4 separate regions of the Mus musculus genome follow, and all the other regions are linked to region 4. Evidence: chromatin loops called from intact Hi-C (ENCODE). Cell type or tissue: left cerebral cortex. All regions are shown on one strand. Region 1 overlaps Cdh4 (cadherin 4). Region 2 has its middle 59 kb from the start of Gm40031. Region 3 has its middle 5.2 kb from the start of Gm40031. Region 4 holds the start of Cdh4 (cadherin 4).

What was found. A loop is a pair of places that touch in the nucleus more often than their neighbours do. Peaks named below come from ENCODE experiments on the same cell type or tissue, not always from the same donor. Only the 100,000 strongest peaks of a DNase experiment are listed, where the experiment ranks them.
Region 1: a loop joins it to region 4, with 2.7 times the contacts of the local background. A loop is called at or near these places in 2 of 42 quality-filtered maps.
Region 2: a loop joins it to region 4, with 5 times the contacts of the local background. A loop is called at or near these places in 2 of 42 quality-filtered maps.
Region 3: it touches region 4 in a loop (5-fold over the local background); 2 of 42 quality-filtered maps call a loop at or near these places.

Annotation. Positions count from the first base shown.
Region 1 is chr2:179,720,628-179,725,627 of GRCm38, forward strand. The region is part of intron 2 of Cdh4 (cadherin 4); the gene reads left to right. Among named protein-coding and RNA genes, the nearest start is that of Gm36066, 81 kb to the right of the region's middle. In left cerebral cortex, a CTCF peak has its summit at 2,330; a DNase peak (open chromatin) is centred at 1,337.
Region 2 is chr2:178,572,869-178,577,868 of GRCm38, forward strand. No RefSeq gene overlaps it. Among named protein-coding and RNA genes, the nearest start is that of Gm40031, 59 kb to the right of the region's middle. In left cerebral cortex, a CTCF peak has its summit at 2,168 (motif pointing right); DNase peaks (open chromatin) are centred at 1,323, 2,174 and 2,776.
Region 3 is chr2:178,627,041-178,632,040 of GRCm38, forward strand. No RefSeq gene overlaps it. Among named protein-coding and RNA genes, the nearest start is that of Gm40031, 5.2 kb to the right of the region's middle. In left cerebral cortex, a CTCF peak has its summit at 2,898 (motif pointing right); DNase peaks (open chromatin) are centred at 1,144, 1,673 and 2,908.
Region 4 is chr2:179,437,831-179,442,830 of GRCm38, forward strand. Cdh4 (cadherin 4) reads left to right here and starts at 4,601. Exons shown (of 16, transcript NM_009867.3): 1 at 4,601-4,848. The coding sequence starts at 4,792. In left cerebral cortex, a CTCF peak has its summit at 2,531 (motif pointing left); DNase peaks (open chromatin) are centred at 2,536, 4,032 and 4,746; H3K4me3 peaks cover 787 bases; H3K27ac peaks cover 681 bases.

The sequences.
Region 1 (5,000 bases), 280 kb after region 4:
CTCCAGATGTGCAGAAATAGAGCAACCACTTACTCAGTCTATGGACTCAGGATTCACCAGGAGTCAGTCAAGTACCCCAAAGTGACAGGGAAGGGTGGATGGCAGACAGACAGCCACCAGGCCCCAACTCTCCTTCAAGGCTAATGGGGAGATAGGTTCAGGGGCAGTGATGTCACATGTCAGTGTGAACCAGTGTGGCTAAGACTTCATCAGTTGCCTGTCAGGAAGAAATCAAGATTTTCAGCCAGGGGTATCCTAGTGACTTTGCACAGAGGCTTTAAGAACAGAAGCATGGTCTTTGAGAGTCCACCATTACATGAATTACCCTGTGCAGAAGAGTCCCAGGCTACCTTGTCCTGCTCACCTATAGCTCAAACCACTGATGTGTCAGAGGCATGGACAGTTCCAGGAGCTCCTGGGTGCTGCCTTCCTGAGGGACTCTGAATCACATTACAACCATGTACCAGTAGGCATGTCACTGAGCATATATTATCTTTAAATGTGAATGAACATATATAAACTAACTAACAGAATAAGAGGTGTGCACACATGTGTGTGTATATGTGTATGTGTTGTATGCATACACATTTGCATGTGTGTACGCATGTGTGTGTGTGTGTGTGTGCATGTACATGTGTCTGTGTGCATGAGCGCATGTACACATGTGCATGTTCGTGCAGGTTGGGAACCAAGCCCAGAGCGTCAGACACCCTTATCAAATGCTCTCCCACTGAACTGCACCCCAGTCCCCATGTTTGGTTTTAAAAAAAACAAAACTCAATCCATATATAAATAGATTTGCAAGATGGATGCGCCCTAGGGATTTCTGTTTGTTTGTTTCTCTCGTTATACAAACAGAGCCCTTCCTGTACATTCTGTCAGGATGCAGTAACAGAATGCCACAGGCTGGGAGACTTCAGAGGAATCACTTAGTAACCGCTCTCACTCCTGAAGGCTAAAGGCGCTGGCCTCTGCTGCTGCTGTTCAGGGACTGCCATCTCTGTGTGCTCCTGTGACCAGAGGGAAAGAGCAGACCTTGTACAGGCTGGTGTCTGGGGACACCAGGCCTCTGGGAGGAGGGGCTACCTCACCCAGGAGCCTCCCTGCTTCCTGAGATGCCCATCTAGCTCCACGCACCGGCCGTCCTGTGTTACTGTCCCCAGGGCTTCTCCTCACCGTGGTAGCAGCTCTCTTTCTGGATGAGGTATAGAGGGCTACAGACACGGCCCCAGCCTCCCCAGGTACCACCACTCATCCATTTCCCAGAATCCCACGCATTCCAAATAGAGTCACAGAGCCCAACGGCGCTGGAAGATTCTGCCAAGCACTTCAGTAAGGAGATGAATTGGATAACGGAAGAAAAGCTTCTTCAAGGAGTTGGAGCTGATCCAGCCTGAAACATTTTGTTAGAACAACATTTTCTGATTCCAATGTACTGGGGTGGTTAACTTCTGTGTCAGCTCCAAGCTGCAGGTGTGGGCTAAAAAAAAAAAAAAAAAAAAAAAAAGAAGAAGAAGAAGAAAGAAAGAAAAGAAAAAAAGGAAAAGCAAATTTGGTTACTCGAGAATGCTACAAAGTGGCAGCTTGGTGTCCACAAGGCCGAGCCGGTGTTTGACCAGGGTTCACTGCACAGCAGCTTCCTTTCAGTTTACAAAACAGAGCAAGAGGCTGGCAGGGGTCGGGGAGGCAGTGAGGAGGTGGAAGGGTCACCACCGGCCTGTCCTCTGTGTCCAGCAGATATAGGAACAGAGGGGTAGCTTGACTAGGCCAGCATACATCTCCCCTGCATGCCGGGGTCCCTGCTGCTAACAAGGTCTGACCTCAGGCTCTTCAGGAGGCACCTGTTTGTCTTTCCAAAGGCAACATCTTAATTCTCTGTTTTCTCGCTGCCTCCCTTTCTCGAGCATCCAAGATCTCCTAAATCTCAGGTAACAGTGAGGATTCCAGAAACATGGAGCATAAACAGCCACAAAAACATCAGGCTAGGAGGGTAGTCGGCAAGCATGTCACGTATGTTTTATATCTCTCTACTTCAAAATGAGATAACATGAAATCATCTAACAGGGAAAGAGCTATATGCATATAGACACATGCCTGAACATGCACACATGATATACATGGGCACATAGGCACACAGACTCATACATGCAAACACAGACGTGAGCATATATGCAGAAGTGAAAATAACTACTGTTTGAATTTGGGAGATCTAGAAGTCCCAAGTACATAGCACCCTATCCTGGCTGATTGTGACTTGGGAGGCAGGACCTGTTTTCTAAAGGTAGGGAGGGTCCAAGGATAGAGTCCCATGTCTGTGTGATACCCCCACACTGTGGGCATCACAGGTAGTGCACCACAGGACAAGATAATACCACCCCTGCTTCTGGAGAGGAGCTCACTCAGGACGTTGCAGCCATGTGGCCCACCTGCTATAGGATTGTGGCCTCCCAAGGAGGGTTAACACCAGCAGACATTACTAAAAGCACATGACCAAAACATGGCCCAGGCTGCCAGGAGGCCACATGATTTAAGCTTATCACCATGAAGTGGGCTCCTGTCCCTCGGCTGCATTTTGATGTGGCATGATGTCAGACTGAAACAGGAAACACCCCAGTCCGGAATGCCCCTCACTGCAGATGGCTGGGCCACAGTCATCTCCTTCTGACATCCTCAGGGGACCACAGACAACAGATACAGACAGTACAGCCACCATCACCACCCTCAGTTAACCCAGCAAGCATATTGTGTAACAAAATAAGAAGGTAAACTCTGATCCTGTCCGCCAGTTGTCCAGCAGGAGATTCCTGCCACAGGGTGGAAGGGAGCTCGGTGAAGCTGTGTGGAAGTTACAGATGGGACCCAGGCCGCTGGCAAGGCATCATGGGTAGGCAGAGATTACAGATGGAACTTAGGCCGCTGGCAAGGCATCATGGGTAGGAGGAGATTAAAGGTGGGACCCAGGCCACTGGCAAGGCATCATGGGGAGGAGGAGATTACAGAAGGACCCCAGGCCGCTGGCAACGCATCATGGGTAGAAGGAGAAGCAAGGCATCATGGGGAGGACGGAGGAGTCAGCTTGACTTGAGAGCCGTCTGCAACCCTTGATTTGTAGAGCTTGCCTGCCTCTAGTGTTTGTCTCAGCTGTAAGGACCAGCTCCAGATGCTGGTGGTGGACTCTTCTTTTGGCATCCAAAAGCTGGCCACACGGCAGTAAGCAGGGTCCAACCGCGTCTGGCCCCTCTTGGCTTCCCAGTTTAAAGCCTTCATCTATAAGATGGGGCCTAGTATAAGTAGAGTCTAGTCTAACTCCTTTGTGCTTTCTTTCTAACTTCTGTTTCCCAAGTCTCCCTCTCGCAGGCTCTGTGAACTTCATTGTTGTGACTCTGAAGTGACATATTCAGGTCACGATTTATAAGTCGCCATGGACTTGCTTTAAGGACTGTGACTGATATTGTCACCTGCACTAGGAACAGGAGATGTGCGGTTCAGTGTTGATCACATGAGAGATGTCCCGCAGGGAGAGAGAGCAGCTTTGGGTCATGCTTGTGTTGGGGACCAGAGCTTAGACTTAGCTTTGGAAGGCTGGGTGTCTGAAAACTGAGGGAGGATTTACAGGTTGTGCCTGTCTCTGTGACAAATTTGCAAGCAAAGAAACACCAGCTTCTAATGGCTTCTGTGACCGTTCTAGGCCTCCAGGCCTCAGACCCAGTAGGTATTTCCAGGTCTGGGCCATCCAGGCAGGACTTCTGGAAGTACTTGTCGCTGCTATCTGTCTTGATGAGGTACAGAGGCATGGCCTGGCTGAGGCGCAGGCTCAGGGAAGCCATGGATCTGTCAAGGCCATTGTCTACGCACAGTAGCATGAGACTCATGACAGGGAAGCAGAGTCAGGGCATCATCAGTGGCGGCTCCCTCAAGAGCTGCACGTTCCCTGACTGTACAGTCTGAGTTAGCCCAGTTTCCACGCTGCTTCTCCACGCCTCTCTCTGTCCATTCCCCTGCTTGTAGCTGCTTGCCAATCAATACTTTTTACAAAAATGAGATCATGTCAGCTCTTTATTTCCAACCCATCGATGGCTCTGGGTCACGTTTAGAACAGAACTCTTCCATGTGGTCCTGAGTGATCTACTCACTGCTGGCCCCATTGCTACACTGGGGGACTTACCTACAAGTGGTCACTGGGTGGACCTCAGCATCTCTTCTCTGGCTTCTTTAATAGTTTCAAGCACTTCCTGTTCCAGAGGTTTGTGGTAATGGGGGCACCGCTCTCCTGCACTTTGCCTAAACAGCAGGCTCTTCTTCCACAGTCCTTGCTCCATGATGCTTGGCCTGACCGTGTCCATCTGAGCTCTGAGCAGACACGCTCTCCGACCTCTGACCTCTCACAGTTCAGTTGCTCACATTCACGTTTCTGGATTTTTGCACTCTCCATGAAGCTGGAGTTTTGTTCACTGGTCAATTCCTAGTGTTTATCTCGAAGTCGGGCACAGAGCTAACGATGCCTGCCCAGAGTGCATCGCTGCTGTCTGCACTTTCTGATTGAGGACATCTGCGTGCACTTAGATCGGCGTGCTGTAGATGAAGTGCACTCTGGAGTGTATAGCTGAAGTTTGTCCTGGGAGCCTGGGCCCACGATGACTGACGCCGTTAACAAAACTATCATAATACTATCCAGGAAGCATTGCTAATACATACTTTATCCTTTTTGAGAGTGCTGTGTTGAACATCTACTGGAGGAGGGGTGGGAGGGTACTAACCACTGAGTTTCTCATAAGACAGAAAAGTAGCCAACACCTTCACCTCTAGGAAAACTAGACTTTAGCATCGAGAAGAAAGGTCGCCCACAGGTAGTGTTTACCTCCCATCGAAAGATTTATTTCCATCCTTAAAGGTAATAATAATAATTACAGGCCTTTGGTGGTGGTAATTCACAAATAAGTGGTATTTAGTTAGTTTTTCTAAGTGCTAACAGTTCGCCTCACCTTTCTCACTGGTGAGAT
Region 2 (5,000 bases), 860 kb before region 4:
AGGAGCTTCACTTGGGATCCTTGATCTCAATGAAGGAGATGAATCCCCAGGTGAGTGTCTCTGCCCATGCAGTGCAGAGTGAGGGGAGAGACACGTGCCTGCCTCCATCTCAGCATCCCCTTTCTGCATTGCATTGCGTCTTAACCTTTCGTGCCCAGAACAGCACCTACAAAAGCAGCTGCTGTGGGTCTCAGGCCTGACCCTGGTGTGAACCCTCCTGGTCCCCAGCTGCAGTGTGCAGACTGTGGGACTCATCAGCCTCCTAGACAACAAAGCCCAGTTTCTCCTGTCTGTCCCCTCTGCCTTCTCTGCTTCCTTTTTCCTTTCTTCCTCTCTCCTTTCCCCCTCTCTTTCTCTGCATCTCTCCCTCCTTCCACATCTCTGCCTTTCCAGCTTTTCAGTCCATCTCAGCCTGTCTCTCTCTCTTCCTCTTTCCATACCCATACCACTCTTCCCTCCCTGCTTCCCCTCCCCAAAGTCCACCTCTCCTTCTCGCTCTGTAATATTTGTGCCCTCCCTTCCCCCCATTCTGCTTCTCTGGAAAATTTTGTGTAATGTCACCGCCAGTAAAGAAATCAAGAATTGGTTTTTCTGCACTTGTGAACTCCCCAACCCATGTGCTTTGCCCAGAGAGCATCAGTCTGCAGGACTGAACAGATAAATGCCTGATAGGTGGTTAGCTTTTCCCACCCAGAGCACAGGTCTGTCTGAGGGAAAGGGCTTAGAGAAGTGTGGGTTCCCAAGTATGTGGGAAAACTTGGTCCACAGAGTTGGAACTGTGTAGCAGGGATCTGCTCTGCATGTTAAATATGAAATAAGAGTCCTCTTGGGTATCCCTGTACTCGAGAACCTAGTCAATGGAAGCCTCTTGGAGCAGGCATCTCCCTGGGAACCTGTTTGTATCTAGGTATGACGGAGAGTTCTGGCTCTCTGCCAGGTCAGGAGATCTTAGACCAGGACATATCCCTGTCAGAGTGATGCTTCAGGCTGGTGCGGACACACCTGACACCTGGTTCCCAGCCTGGTGCTACTCCAGGAGTCCACTGGCCTAGAAGCCAGAGCATTTAGAGGGGTATTAATGGGCATGGTGGCTAGCCTAGAGGAAGGGTTGTGGCACAGGGCAATCTTAGTGCGCTTGGGAGTAGAGAGCTCCTCATATGGGATAGAGAACTCCTCCTAAGGAAAGAGAGTCCTCCCAGGGCAAGAGTTTTCCTAGGGATAAAGAGTCCTCCAGGAGACAAGGAATCCTCCCAGGATACAGAGAATCCTCCCAAGGAAAGGGAATCCTCCTACGAGTGATAATGTACTGGCAGGAAATTGGCTTCCATGCACACACCCATCCTACTGCCAGACCTGGAGCACACTGATGAATTAAACATCAGGAACAACAGTGAATGTGATATCTGAGACCAACACCAGTCACCTGAAGCGAGCTGGCCTCAGGAAAGCCACATACGTGTGCCTCTCGCTAGTGATGTTCTCATTCCAACAAAGTCCCAGCAATCACCCCCACCCCCACAGTGACACCATGTCTGGTGTATCCGAATCGTTTTACGTCCTCTGCCTAACACAGCATTAACATTTGATAGTAGCCCTAAAAAAATGTAATTACACAAACAAATTAAGATGCCATCGTGTTACCAATCAAAGGACGGTAACTTCACCGGCCTGGTGTTGCCTGAGAGCCTACGAATTAGTCAGCCTGTCAGGGGCTGAGCCACTCCCCTTGTTGCTTCATATTAAATAATTGAAAGCCGCTCTTTCCCACCAGCAAACAGCTGTCTCCTGCTTTAATGCTGTTCCTTCTGGTACTGAGCTCAGCAGATCAGTTTGCCGTGGGTATGTGTGACTGGGACTGGGACATGGGGGTAGAAGGGGGTGCTGCATTGTAAGCCAGGTGAGGCCGGGGTTTGCTGATCAGTGTTGTGGGTTAGCTGGGATGAGGGCAAAATCCACAGGAGCCCACAGGAACCCACTGCCCCATGGGGTAACAGCACCTGGAAGCCAGGAGTACAGCGGCAAGCAGATAGAGAGAGAACGTGAGTGCCCTTGGTCTGGAACAGAAGGAGCTAAATAAAGAATACGAACCATGAAATGACTGTCCCCAATCTATTTCCTAAGAATTGCCTTGCCATCTAAACTCTAAGAATTAAATTTGGGTACACCACCACCAGGTGGCAGCATGCACTCTTAAAAATATGTTTTGTTCAAATCTATCTCTGGTGTTCTTGGCAGAGGAGAGTCTGAGAGACCTGGGCATTGTGGAGTGGCAGAGCTCAGAGGCTCACAAAGTGATAGGAACTTGTATTTTACAATCTGTCCTTAATGACAGATTGGGGACAGGCCGATTTTAATAGTGGAGTGATAGTTAACAAAGGGGAAAAAAACCTTATCTAACACGAACCTATAACTCTTTATTATTCCAGTTATTAAAATTAATGGAAATAAATAACAAGATGGCTGTTAAGTAAGCAAGAAATAATATTATGTTTTGTTATTAAATGAAGCAAAGACTTCCAAATACCTTCTAGCTTATGTGACCAAAATTGCAGGGCAAAGCAAGAGCCCTGTATACAAACTATGAAGAGAGCTTTTCCGTTTGACATGGAAATGGGAGCTCCTCCCCACAGCCCTGCTCCACGGCATTAAAGCAATTTTACCCAGGTTGCTCTAAGCCTCTCTGCCCGTGCCTGCCCCATATTTCAAATGTCTCAGCCGTCGCTTGCCACTAGGGAACTTCTTATGCAATACTCTCTGCAGGTTCCTCAGCCAACAGGGACTCCCGTCTTGTACTCAGGCACCCCTACTCTTGAGGGATATAACTTGCCAAACTAGAGCTGAGGCTGCCAGGCAATCATCAAGGGCTGGGGCAGGGGGAGCATGGTGTCAACCTCATAGCTCTCTGCACATGGCTCAGAGGCTTCCTGGTCTCTGGCCAATCAAACCTGAGGCATCTTGTCTCTGAATGCTTGCTAAAAGAGAGCGAGAGGGAGAAGATCCTGTGACCATGGTGTCCTCCCTCAGCACAGCCAGCTCCGCGTCACCCCTCTCAACCATTCCCACTCAGCGCAGAACACAAAGTGCAGGGAGCCATGCCATATGTATGGCACTGTCACAGGTCCTTCTGACACACCCCCCTCTGGCGTCTCCCTTGTTGCGCTTGCTGCTGTTGTACTGAGTACGACTCCAGGTGCTGCTATTTAACCAACATAGCTTAAGACTCTTTTGTGTTCAGGTGGCTGATGTTTGCCAGGAAAATCACATTAAAGGCTTCTAACCCCCCGAGCAGTCATGTCCATTTCCATAGTCACTCTCTGACATCTTTATCACTTCTGTTGGCAACAAACGCAACCCAGAATGCACCCCGTTCTGCTGAAAGTATCGCTGTCGAGGACAGCTTTCCATAGCTCTGACTGCTGGGCCCAGCAGCACAAATGTTTATAATGGCTCATGTGTTGACGGATGCCTTCCAACTGCACATTATCCCCATTTGCTAGCTTGCCAGATGCTTCCAGAAGTATATGAGGATGCCAGTTTCATTAGGGTGCCGCCTGCACTAGGTATTTCCACTAAACACATTTTAATGCTACTTTAATAGGCAAAGGGGACCTGCTGCCTGGCTTAACTTCCATCCATCAGGTGGAGTGTCCCAGTCTCCACCAACAGCAGGAACATCATGTCCCAGGAGATGCCCAACAGCTGTCCTCTCTAGGGAATGCCAGGTGTGGCTCTGCTTCTTTCCCCATTGGAAGACAGACTCCTCATCCCTTAAACTCCACAAAGGAGTCTGCCTGCCCCTTGCCTGTCACCCAGTGCAAGCCCAGCAGGTGACAGTAGCAGGACCCTCCCACACTCTCACCTGGTTTGATGCAAGCTGTGTGTGCTTCAGAGGCTTGGCAAACAGGAGAGGCCTAATCTAAAGCAACTACACAGTGAGACCCCAACAGTGTCAAAGCCAGGAGAGGAACAAAGCTGTGGGAAACCGACCCCCACCACCACCCCCGTCTCTCTCATTTTTCAAGTGCTCCAGAGTCAAACAGGAAGTGAGAGTGGACAGCCCAGTGGTCAGTCCTGTAACATCAGATTACCAAGCCTTGTGGGAGGAGTCAGTCATGGGATTTGTCCCTTAGCACACCATCAGACTCAGAGAAAGGAGATGTGTGGGGAGCCGCCCTCACATTCACCATTACAAGATGGCGCTGATATCCTGTGTTCTAAGTGGTAAACAAATAATCTGCGCATGTGCCAAGGGTAGTTCTCCACTCCATGTGCTCTGCCTTCCCCATGACGACAACTCGGCCGATGGGCTGCAGCCAATCAGGGAGTGACACGTCCTAGGCGGAGGATAATTCTCCTTAAAAAGGGACGGGGTTTCGCCATTCGCTCTCTTGCTCTCTTGCTCTTGCTCTCTTGCTCCTGAAGATGTAAGCAATAAAGCTTTTGCCGCAGAAGATTCCGGTTTGTTGCGTCTTTCCTGGCCGGTCGCGAGAACGCATGTAAGAGAGATGCCACATGGCGGCCAAGACAGGGACCTGAGCATTTCACTGTCACCTGTCTTTCTAAACAGTAGGGAGAAATGGGGAGATCGTGGGTCCTTCGGGGTGCTGGGAAAACATCTGTAATGCTGCAGAGCCATCACTCGTTACTGGGTAGGGTTTAGAACCTCGATTGTGCCAGACACAGAGCTTCTCTGAGGATGAAGATAAAAGGGGGGTCAGATAGGGATGCCGGATCGTGATGGGGGACAGGGAGGTCAGCTAGTCACAGTTTCTATCGGAACAGGTGTCTCGGGCACTTCTCAAGCATACCTTACAATCTCAAGGGCCAGAAGAGCTGCCGAGATGTGGGTTGCTAGGCCACTGTGGCTCTGGTGATGGCAGGGATGTGTGTTTTAACATATTCCTAGGTGTCTCTGATACTGACAGGAGCACAGACTGAGAACTACTGCACAGAACCAAAATGACAACAGCTTCCAGGTATTGGACACTTACCTGTGTCTG
Region 3 (5,000 bases), 810 kb before region 4:
GCACCAGCCTCTCGATCTCATCAGCCTGAAAGATGCTTCTTCTGGAAGCTTGGGTCTGGATGCTCCTTCCACACTAACGCCAAGGACATCATTCTGTAAGACGAAGCCAGTGTCCACTCTCCACGGAGAGCATGAGAAAGGAGAAAGAAGTGAGAAGGGTCTCCAAGCCAAACCCCTGGGTGGCAACCAGCGAGCGACTCATTGTTGCAACAGGAAAGATATCTGGGTTATGACAGCAGAAGAGAAAATGGCTCTAAGTACTTATCACACTCGGTAAGACTTTGTAAACACAGAAACCAGATGTTCTAGCTGAAAGCATCTAACCCTGAAAAGAGAACGAACACAAATGTTTTAACAAATGAATTGTTGCCAAATCTGCTACAAGATGCCGATGACCAGATATTTAACATTTGTCCTTATTCAGAGTCACGAGAAATAAGCAGACACAAACTGAGTTGGGTAACACCACAGAGCATGCTTTCTGTGACCTTCATTCTCCCCTGGGGAGGTGGGGAGGCGGGAGGCTGTCACCCATCCCCTGTGATGGCACAGGCAACAGTAACTCACCTGTTTCCTGGAGTTGTTAAATCAGGGAAGACAAATGGCCACAGGAGCAGGATCCCTTCCTCCTACATGTCAAATCCCTCACACGTTATATTTAAAAAATACAACTTGAAATCCTAGCCAGCCATGTCCCCTGCAGGAGACCAGAGAGCCTTGAAGACAGAAGAGAGGCAGGTAATCCTTGCAGCTGACTGAGGGATGCAGAGAGCAAAGAATGACAGATACCCAAGAGGACAGAACAGACCTGGGAGGTAAGGGTGGGGCTTCCGAGAACTGAGCTGAGGGAGCTAAAATTACATGCAGTAGCTCTGTCTTATTTTTCCATGTGTCATACAGCAATGGCTTAGCCTGAGGCCAAAGCAGTTACTGCAAGCTCTGGGGTGACAAGACTGAATGCTGTGACCTCAGGAAGGCAAGGTGGGGGAGGGTAGGCTTCACACCCAGAAAACAAGATCTGTCAACCCAGGGGCAGTGGGTCTCATTCCCTGGAAGAAAAGCAATGGGTTCAGTGCTTGGAGCTTAGAGCGGTGGGGCAGCAGACACTTGAGGAGAATCAACAGTAGACACGTGCGATACCAGTGCAACAGATGGAAGGAGCCAGACGCTCTCGGAGCAGGGCTAGCCGGTTCAGTGAGCAGACTAAAAAGAGCAAAGAGAGATAAGTACACCCCAAACCAGGTAGGCACAGAAGCCAGGAAGTTAGAAATGGGAACATCAAAATCCCAAGCTGATCTGTGGGCAGAGGGCAGAGGAGACACAGCTAAAGCTTTCAGGACACTTCAGGAATCCCACAGGGATGTGTAGATACAAGGAGAGCCGAACCATGCGGACAGTAACCCCTTAAGATCCACACCTCCTTAAAGAATCCCGGAAGGAGAGAAGGGACCAGAGAACAAGGAAAATTAAGACCCAGTAATGGTTCTGAGAGGAGGAAAGACCCACCCTAGACACGTAGGGGGGAAATTCCAGAAGAACAGAAAAGGATCAGATTATTCAAAACCCCCAGAAAGAAAAATGATATTTTTGGCTTAGAGGCAGAATTCTAGCAGTGTTCGGCTTCCCCGTGCCAGCAATAGATACCGGGAGACAGTGGAGACATGGCTTCACAGTTCCAGGGAAGCTGTTTGCATAACTAATCTTGCACTCAGCCAAAATAACACCGATTCATCAACACTTAAGGATTAGGAAATCTGTCTTGCGGAGACCTGGGAGGATAATGGGATGGTCACTGGAATGTCACAGATTGCAGCACATTCTGTCAAATGTGACATCAAATATCAAATATTCTATCAAATATGCCACGAGCTCAGGATTACATGAGCACTCATCGTACAAAAGCGGTGCAAGCCACGTCAGACTGTCCAGGCTGCATTTGCAGCCTCAGCTTCTAAGTGGCAATGCCCCTGCTCCCTCCTCTGCCTGGCGCCCTCCTAGCTGTGAGGTTTTCACAAGCCTCACTGCCTCAGAGGCCTCTATCAATTTAACCAGGCTCCATTAATAAGCACAAAGATGGTTTACATGTTTCCCTACTAAACAGTTATAGCAGTGAGTGTCCCTTAGTCTTTTGTGTTGCATATGAGTAATATTTATACAGGGGGAGGCCCTAACATGGGAATAATTACAGATAAAAGAGAACAGAAAATTAGAAACTTCACAGATGTAGCAAACCCACTCCAGTGTAATCACGGCCACTTATTTACTCTTCAGATAACAGAACTCTGCACTCAGCTCTTCCCGAAGTGCGGTGTGTATGTGTGTGTGTGTGTGTGTGTGTGTGTGTGCATGTGTGCGTGTACATGTGTGGTGTGTATGTGTGTGCTTATGTAGTGTATGGGGTGTGCAGAAGGTGTGTCCTTGATGTGTGTGTGGTGGTTTTGTATGTATAAAGTTGGTACATGAGTGGTAGACATATGTGGTTTCTTTGTGTGTGGTATGGTATGGGCTTGGTGTGTGGTGTGTGCATGTGGTGTGTGTATGTGTGCACATGTGTGTGATATCATTGTGCATGTGCGTATCTGCATGTGTGAATCATGGGGTATGTGGGATGGCGTGTATAGTGAATTTGTGTGCATTTATATGAATATGTGCGAAGTGTGTTTGTGTATAGGTCTGTGCTGTGTATGTGTTATGCATACATGTAGATATGTGGATGTTTGTTGGTGTGTACACTGACATGTAAACGTGTATATTTGTGATATGTGTATGTGGTGGATGTGGTGTCCTTTCGTGCACATGTGTGTGATGTGTCAGTGTGTGTGTGTTCTGAGTGCAAGTGTGTGGAAGGCGTGCACACCGGAGCCACTGTTGGCAGAGTCCTGTCTGCGCTGCCACTCTCCACCTACAGATGGCGCTGTTGCCTTGCTCTCCATTACTCAGGCCCAGGGATGGCCGTAATTACAAAACAAAAAGAGATTACACTGCATACAGGTGGGCTGCCTGCTTTTGTTGTTTGGGCCTAGCAGGCCAGGATCTATTCTTCACAACTTCCAGGCTGTAAAACTCAGATAACTTTGAGATGTGCTATTCTTCAGAAAGAAAAAAGAGAAGATTATATTTGACCATCGTTTTTGAAATCTTCAGAAATAAGCCCTTTGAAAATAAGTCTTTGAGAACTTCCGAGGGTGTGCATCCAGCCAGAGCGGTTCAAGGGAGACCAGCCAGTTAGGCTTCAGTTTTCAAGTTCTTCATTCTTGTCCTCTTCTAAACAAAAACACATGCAAATGCCCTGTTCCCTCATCAGAGAGCGAGTGTGTGTGTGTGTGGGGGGGGGGGGGGGGTGTCTCACAGCTTTGTAGAGCCCAGGGCTGTTGGTGGTTGCTTCTTGCAGGTAGACACTGTGGGCAGGAAGGAGTGGGCATGGCTGACCATCAGGCCTTCTGGATTGTGTCCATGGAAATGATTCAGATGTGCCCGGCGCTGGGATTTGGGTCCAGCCTGGGACCTTTCTCTCTTCTGCAGGAAGGAACTTTCAGTTATGCTCAGGATCCACAGCCCAGCCCGGCTGAGCTCGGGTCCATCTGTCAGGGATGTATGTATACTGCAAACCCTGCCTGTTGCAGCTGGCCTGTCTCTGCACAGCTTTGTACTCGTGGCAGCCTATTGGGAGTGGACAGCACCACGTGGTCCTCTCAGAATGAAAGATGCGGAGATACAGTGACCTTGAATCCCAGTCAAGATCGTGAATAATTGAGAACAGAACTCAGCTGCAGAACACACTCTGAGCTACTCAGTTTTCAGTGCTCTGAACACGTGATCATGACCTTTCCCGTCTACCTGGCTCCGGTTCCCAGCTCCAGGCCCTCGAGGCTGCTGTTGTGCGCTGTGGTAGAGCAATGCTTGTCCACATTAGTGAAAGTTGAGTTTTCCTGTGTGAGTCTCGGTTCCATCGGAATGGGGCTGCTAAGCAGCGTTCACACAGACAAGCAGAGTGAGCTCTGAGAACCGTAAAAACACATAGATGGCTTCATGCGTCCCCAAAGGAAACTACAGAAAGTTAGATGGACTTTGGAGGGTGCAGGGCTGTGTTGGCAGAGCTGATGTGGCTAACAGGTGCTGAGCAGGGCAGCCATGTGAGATGGGAGGCCTGAAGCAGGCTCCTCCAGCACCAACGGAGTTAACAAAGGCTGGGTCTCCTGTACGTTCATCCGTCCATCCGTCCATCCGGCAGAGCTGACATGGGGATCCAGGGTTGCTTTAAATGCTTGCCCTGCTGGAGAACCCTGGGCAGAAGTCATGGAAGGAGTCCTGGGTACTGTTCCAGAAAGTCAGAGGCCAAGAGCAAAATGGAGATCTGAGCCAGGAGGTCATGACCAAGGACCACAGTGCCCATCCAGGTTTAATTACAGCCAGAGTCCCGAGGCAGCAAGAGTCCAGCAGAGCAGAGAGCAAAGGGCACCTGGATAATGGAGCTCCCAAGTCGAGCTACAAGATGCTGAGGGTGGGACAAAGCTGCCAGTTTGCTTGCTGCTCCAGTACTCCTCTCTCTGGAGAGCAGCTGTGATAGGCCCCTTGCCCTGTGTCCACACTGATAGTCTTAGCTGTTCCAGCTGTTGAACGGCAGATGCTTGGAGTCCCACTTGGAGGAGGAGTCCAGAGTTAGGTCAAAATCTTTGGCACCCAGGGTTGAGCTTGATTAGTAATGCCTGCCAGGGGTACAGACATAACAAATAGGCACGCATGTTTGAGCTCTCTGGCTCTGAAGGCAGGGATTGATTATTAATGCCTTCCAGGAACACAGGTATAGTGAGTAAAGGCCTGTGGATTTGTATCTGTCTCTGGCTACCTGCAGTGAGTGGCACAAGCTGTGCCATCTGGGAGTCCGAGTTTTGGAAATAACTTTCACTTTGTAAAGTGTTGCCCCCATTTGGACTGTCTTCCAAAATTCTGTCCTGCAGGATTCAGGTCCTAGCAGCTTGAGCTGACTCGGCTACACAGCG
Region 4 (5,000 bases):
GAAGCATGGCTAGGCTGGTAAATGATGCCAGACTTGAGGCAGCCTGATATTTGTGCTCTGCTCACTCCCTCTCCATCTCTCTCTTGCTTCTTCCCTTAAGAGTCTTCTGTCTTCTGCGCAAAGAGGCTTTCAGGAGCCGGTAGCAGGTTGATTCCATTCCTTCTCATCCTGCCTCAAATAGTCTCAACCACACTTCCCCAAGGATCTGGCTTTATTTTATAAGCACAATTTTTGCCAGCTCTACCTTCTTTACAAGACAGCTTTTTTTCCCTTTAACACTAAGGTGCCTAAAAGATTATGATAAACACAAGCTAGAGAGATGGCTCAGTTGTTAACGTGCTTGCCACAAAAACATGAAGATCTGAGCCTGGATCCTCAGCACCAGCTTAAAAGGACACCCATGGCAACATGCATCTGTAACCACACACACACACACACACACACACACATACACACACATACACGCACATGCATGTACACACATACACACATACATACACACACATACATGCACATGCATGTACACACATACACACATAAACACACACACGCATATGTACCTGCATGACCATGCATACACACACATGATAAATGGTAGGGGTTGCAAAACTACAGACAGAAGTCAGAGATCTTTGAGCATCTGACTTGTGGAAGTCGAACTCCTTGCCAGATACCTCAAGTGGAAGGTATAAAAGACTTCACTGCTTTCAAGCCTCCACAGTTTTACATGTGTACAACACCCATTCCCTGGTGTCTTTTCATAACTTCTCTTTGGAACAAAAGCACACTTCTAGGGTCCTCTACTCAGATTTTGAAGTTCGAGGTCTCAGTGGCTGCCCCATGCAGAACTGGCAGGCAGTGGTAGGTCAGAGCCTCATATTTCACCCACAGAACCCCAAGGCCCAGGAAGCAGCATTTCCTAAGGCTCCTTGGTCCAGGGCATTCCACGGGAAGCAATGCCTATGGAATCAATGCCTACAGTTCAAATGCTTACTGTCCACAAGGGTGGCTATTAAATGCAGGGGTCCAAGGGTCTAAGACCATATTCCCTGCACAACATTGTTGGTACCAGGCTCTTCTTTCTTTCTTTGTATGAAGTAAAGATGGAGGTCCTACAGAGACAACTAACCTGGGCCCATGGGAGCTCACTGAGACTGAATCATCAACCAAAAGCATGCATGGATGTAGGCTCCCGACAATATGCAGCAGATGTGCAGCTTGGTCTTCATGTGGGTCCCCTAACAACTTGAGCAGGGGGTTGTCTGTGACTTGGACTCTGTTGCCTGCCTATGGATCCCTTTCCCATAGCTGGGCTGTCTGGCCTCAGTGGGAGAGGATGAGACTCTCTATGTACCAATGCAGGTTAGCACCTAGGGAGGGGACCTGCCCCTTTGAGGAGAAGGGGAGGGGGAATGGGAGAAGGGGGAAGGTAAGAGTAGAAGGAGAGGTAATTGTGATGCAAAGTGAATGAATGAATAAATAAATGCATAAATAAATGGAAAGAGTTTTTTACTATAGATTTTAGTATGGGCATTATGAGTCAAAGAGGAACTTAAGGAAAAGATAATAATATTGGCTCAACCCTATGATCCTCACAGTAAGGAGGCTGAGGCAGGAGGACTGCTGTCAGTTTGAAGCCAACTTGGGCCTTAAAATAAGAAAAGAAAGGAGGAGAGGAGGAGGGACGAAGGGAGGGAGGGAGGGAAGAAGGGAGGGAGGGAGGGGAGGAGGAGAGGAGGAGAGGAAGGAGGCTAGGGAAAAGGCAGTGTTGTTTGCTGCAGATGGAGCTTGGAGAATCTGTATTCTCACTAGGGCTCTGCATATTTCCTCCTGAGTAGAAGGATGACTTGAAGAGTGGCAGTGAGTGTATAAATGTGTGTGAGCATGTGAGTATGAGTGTAAGAGTTTGTGTGAGAGTGTGTGTATGAGTGTGTGAATGTGTGTGAGTGTATGAATGTGTGTGAGAGAGTATGTGAGTGTGTGAGTGTATGTCTGTGAGCGTGTGTGTGAGTATATATGAGTGTGTATGAATGTGTGTGAGTGTATGTGTCTGTGAGCATGTGAATGTGTGAGTGTGAGTGTAAGAGTGTGTGAGAGTGTGTGAGTGTGTATGAGTGTGTATGGATGTGTATAGATGTATGTGAGTGTATGAGTGTGTTTAAGTGTGTGTGAGAGTATATGAGTGTGTGAGCATGTGGCTGTGAGTGTATGATTGTGTAAGAGTGTGTGTGAATATATGTGAGCATGTGAGTGTATGTGTGTGTGAATGTATGTGAATATAAGTGTGAGTGTGTGTGAGAGAGAGTGTGTGAGTGAGGGGGGGGGTTTGTGTGTGTGTTATCCTATGGATTTTAGTAGGGAGTAGTGGGTGAGGGGCCCAAGAACCCATATTTTTAAACAAGCTCCCTTGGTCATGCTGGCCAGACTATAAGAAACAGGCTAGGACAGTCCCTGGAAAGAGCCGCTTTGTATTTGCCTGTCTCAGCACGCCCTCTCTGCTTCACTCAGAACAAGCCTGACAAAGCAATGCTCTCTGCTGGACTCGCATGGGTTACTGCAACGTTTCTGAGCCATGCTCTTAGAAACGTGGATTCCTGTAAGAAGCCTAAGTCAACGACTTGAATAAGTAAGTTTGGGGAATGCTGCCCGTGCATGGGCCCTGGGGTCTGTGTGCTAATGCTGGGAGCCCGTTCTTAATAAGTGAACCTTAAACTTCCCTCTGCCGGCTGTATAAAGGGAACCTTGTGAGTGCACACCTGGGGCAGATTAAATTACACAACCCTTCTATACTCACAGTAGGGCTGGTTAATGCTAGGATAGTAAGCTCTATCAGGAAGTCACAGTGCTTGTCTGGAGGGCCAAAACTCTCAGATAGATAACTGTAGGCAAGGGTGAGGTGTGCTGAGGAGGCACCTGCTTCCTCAGATCCATGGCTTGTCCCTCAAGTTGACATGGCTGTCTTCTCAGAACCTAAGCTGGAGAGAGGAGGGGCTCTTTCAGGTGACTTACTGTTGCCTTAGGTCTGGGCTAAGAACACAGAGTGGCCCCCACGGAGGCATCTCAATACAAGAAGAGCGAAGGAGCTGATGTGGGCAGGATGAAGTATGTTCAGGAGGGAGGCATCTCCTTAAGGGACATGTGCCCTAGAAGCAGAACAGAACTCTCCAAAAGGATTTGCTGCCATCTCCCCCTGACTGTACAGTGTGTCTGAATCTACAGGGTAGCTGTCTCCTCCAGGTCTCCATATTCCTTCTCACCTCCCCAGTAAGCTCACCGACTCGCCAAGCTGTACTCAAGTCTTGCTTTGGTCTGGGTACCTCTCTATCAAGAGTGAATGTTTCTTTGTCTCCCCAGGGAAGGACATAGAAGAGTCTGAAGACTGCCCAGCCAGCCATGCTAAGTTAGTAGCCTCTCTCATTCCTTAGCAGGCCAATACTGGGACAGTCTGTGGCATAGGGCCAGGTTGGCACAGGCTTGGTGTTCAGATACTTGGTGGTCCAAGCTAAACCCAGTCTCATACCTCTGGACAGAGCCCACTATGCACCCTGGGTTACCCTGATTTCCCATGGCTCGAGTACTAGTCAGGAGACCTAGGGTGTCATCCACCATAGTGGGGGGAGGGGGGGCAAGGAAGAAAAGGTCTCTCTGTCCAAGTTAACTATGACCTTGGGGCAACTTAATTCACTCTTCTCAAACCAGAACTATTGTATTCTGGACACAGATTTTCTCAGAAGAGAGACAAAGAACATTTGAAAAACATCTGAGCAGACACTCCACTTTTCTGTACATTGCTTAGCCAAGGGAGGGATGGGGAAGCCTTCACTCACAGTCCAAGCTGCCCTTATTTTTCCGCGAGAGCGATACGATGCTTAAAGAAATGCCTGCAGTCAGGGTTGGAAATTGCCCATGCGAAGCAAATGGAGCTGGCCTGCCCAGGGAGCTGACGTGCCTGACAGCTCTGCCCGCTGGAGTCCCTTCCTTCCTTCCGCGGCCTCTGATTTCTTCCTTGCCTATACAGAAGACCTAACTACATTTTGGCACACACAGAGGAATGGGTAGGAATCCTCCCAAACCTTGGAGGATAGCCAGAGCCAGGCCCACACTATAAGGGGTCAGCCGAGCCAGCCCAGCTGGAGAGTGACCCCTCCCCTCTCCCTCTCTTCCGATCCCTGAGCTGTTCAGAGGGCTGGAGGCCATCACAAAGGCCTGTGTCCGGAGACTTAGATGACACAGGGATGAAGGAAGTGTCCACTCTTCACTGTGGGCTCTGAAAAGAAGTTGACCTAACATCACGGTGTGATCACAAGCAGGGGTCCCACAATCTACAAAGGACATCTAACTTGCTGGGCAGAGACTACACAGTCTTCTTTGGTTCACACCGTCTTTGCTCCTAGAAACCCAGTCTCCCTGGCTTCGTCTGCTCATACAGGCCTCTAGTTGTCCCACGGGACTGAGGCCGCCCTGCCAGCGAGCAACCAGGCCAAGCGGCTGAGCGAGTGGGCGCGGGAGCGGCTCCTTTAAGGCCCGCGTCAGGCCCGGCCGGAGGGGCGGGGCCTCGGCGAGGCCGCCGCTCAGCTTCACCTGCAGTTCCGAGCGCGCGGAACAGAGGCGCGGGCGGCTGCGAGGCCGGCGGACGCACCGGCCGGAGGGAGCGCGCCGCCGGCCCACTTGGCCTGGCTCCCGGAGCCCGGGCGGCAAGTGCGGGGAAAAGCAGGGCGGGCGCGGGCGGAGCATCGCCGCGGCGAGGGAAGCCGGGCACCGGGCGAGCGCCGGGGCGGCGCGGCGGGGACGATGACCACAGGCTCTGTGCTGCCGCTGCTGCTGCTCGGGCTCTCGGGCGCGCTCCGGGTAAGTTGCCGCCTCTCCGATCGCAGGCGATCTGGGAACCCGTGGGGCTAGCTGGTGTCTCCCGGTCTTCTCAAACCGCCGCCCGCGCTGCGCGAAGCCGCTCGCTATCGGAGCGAGGAGCCGCGGAGCTGAGCGGGCGGGACCCTAGGTGC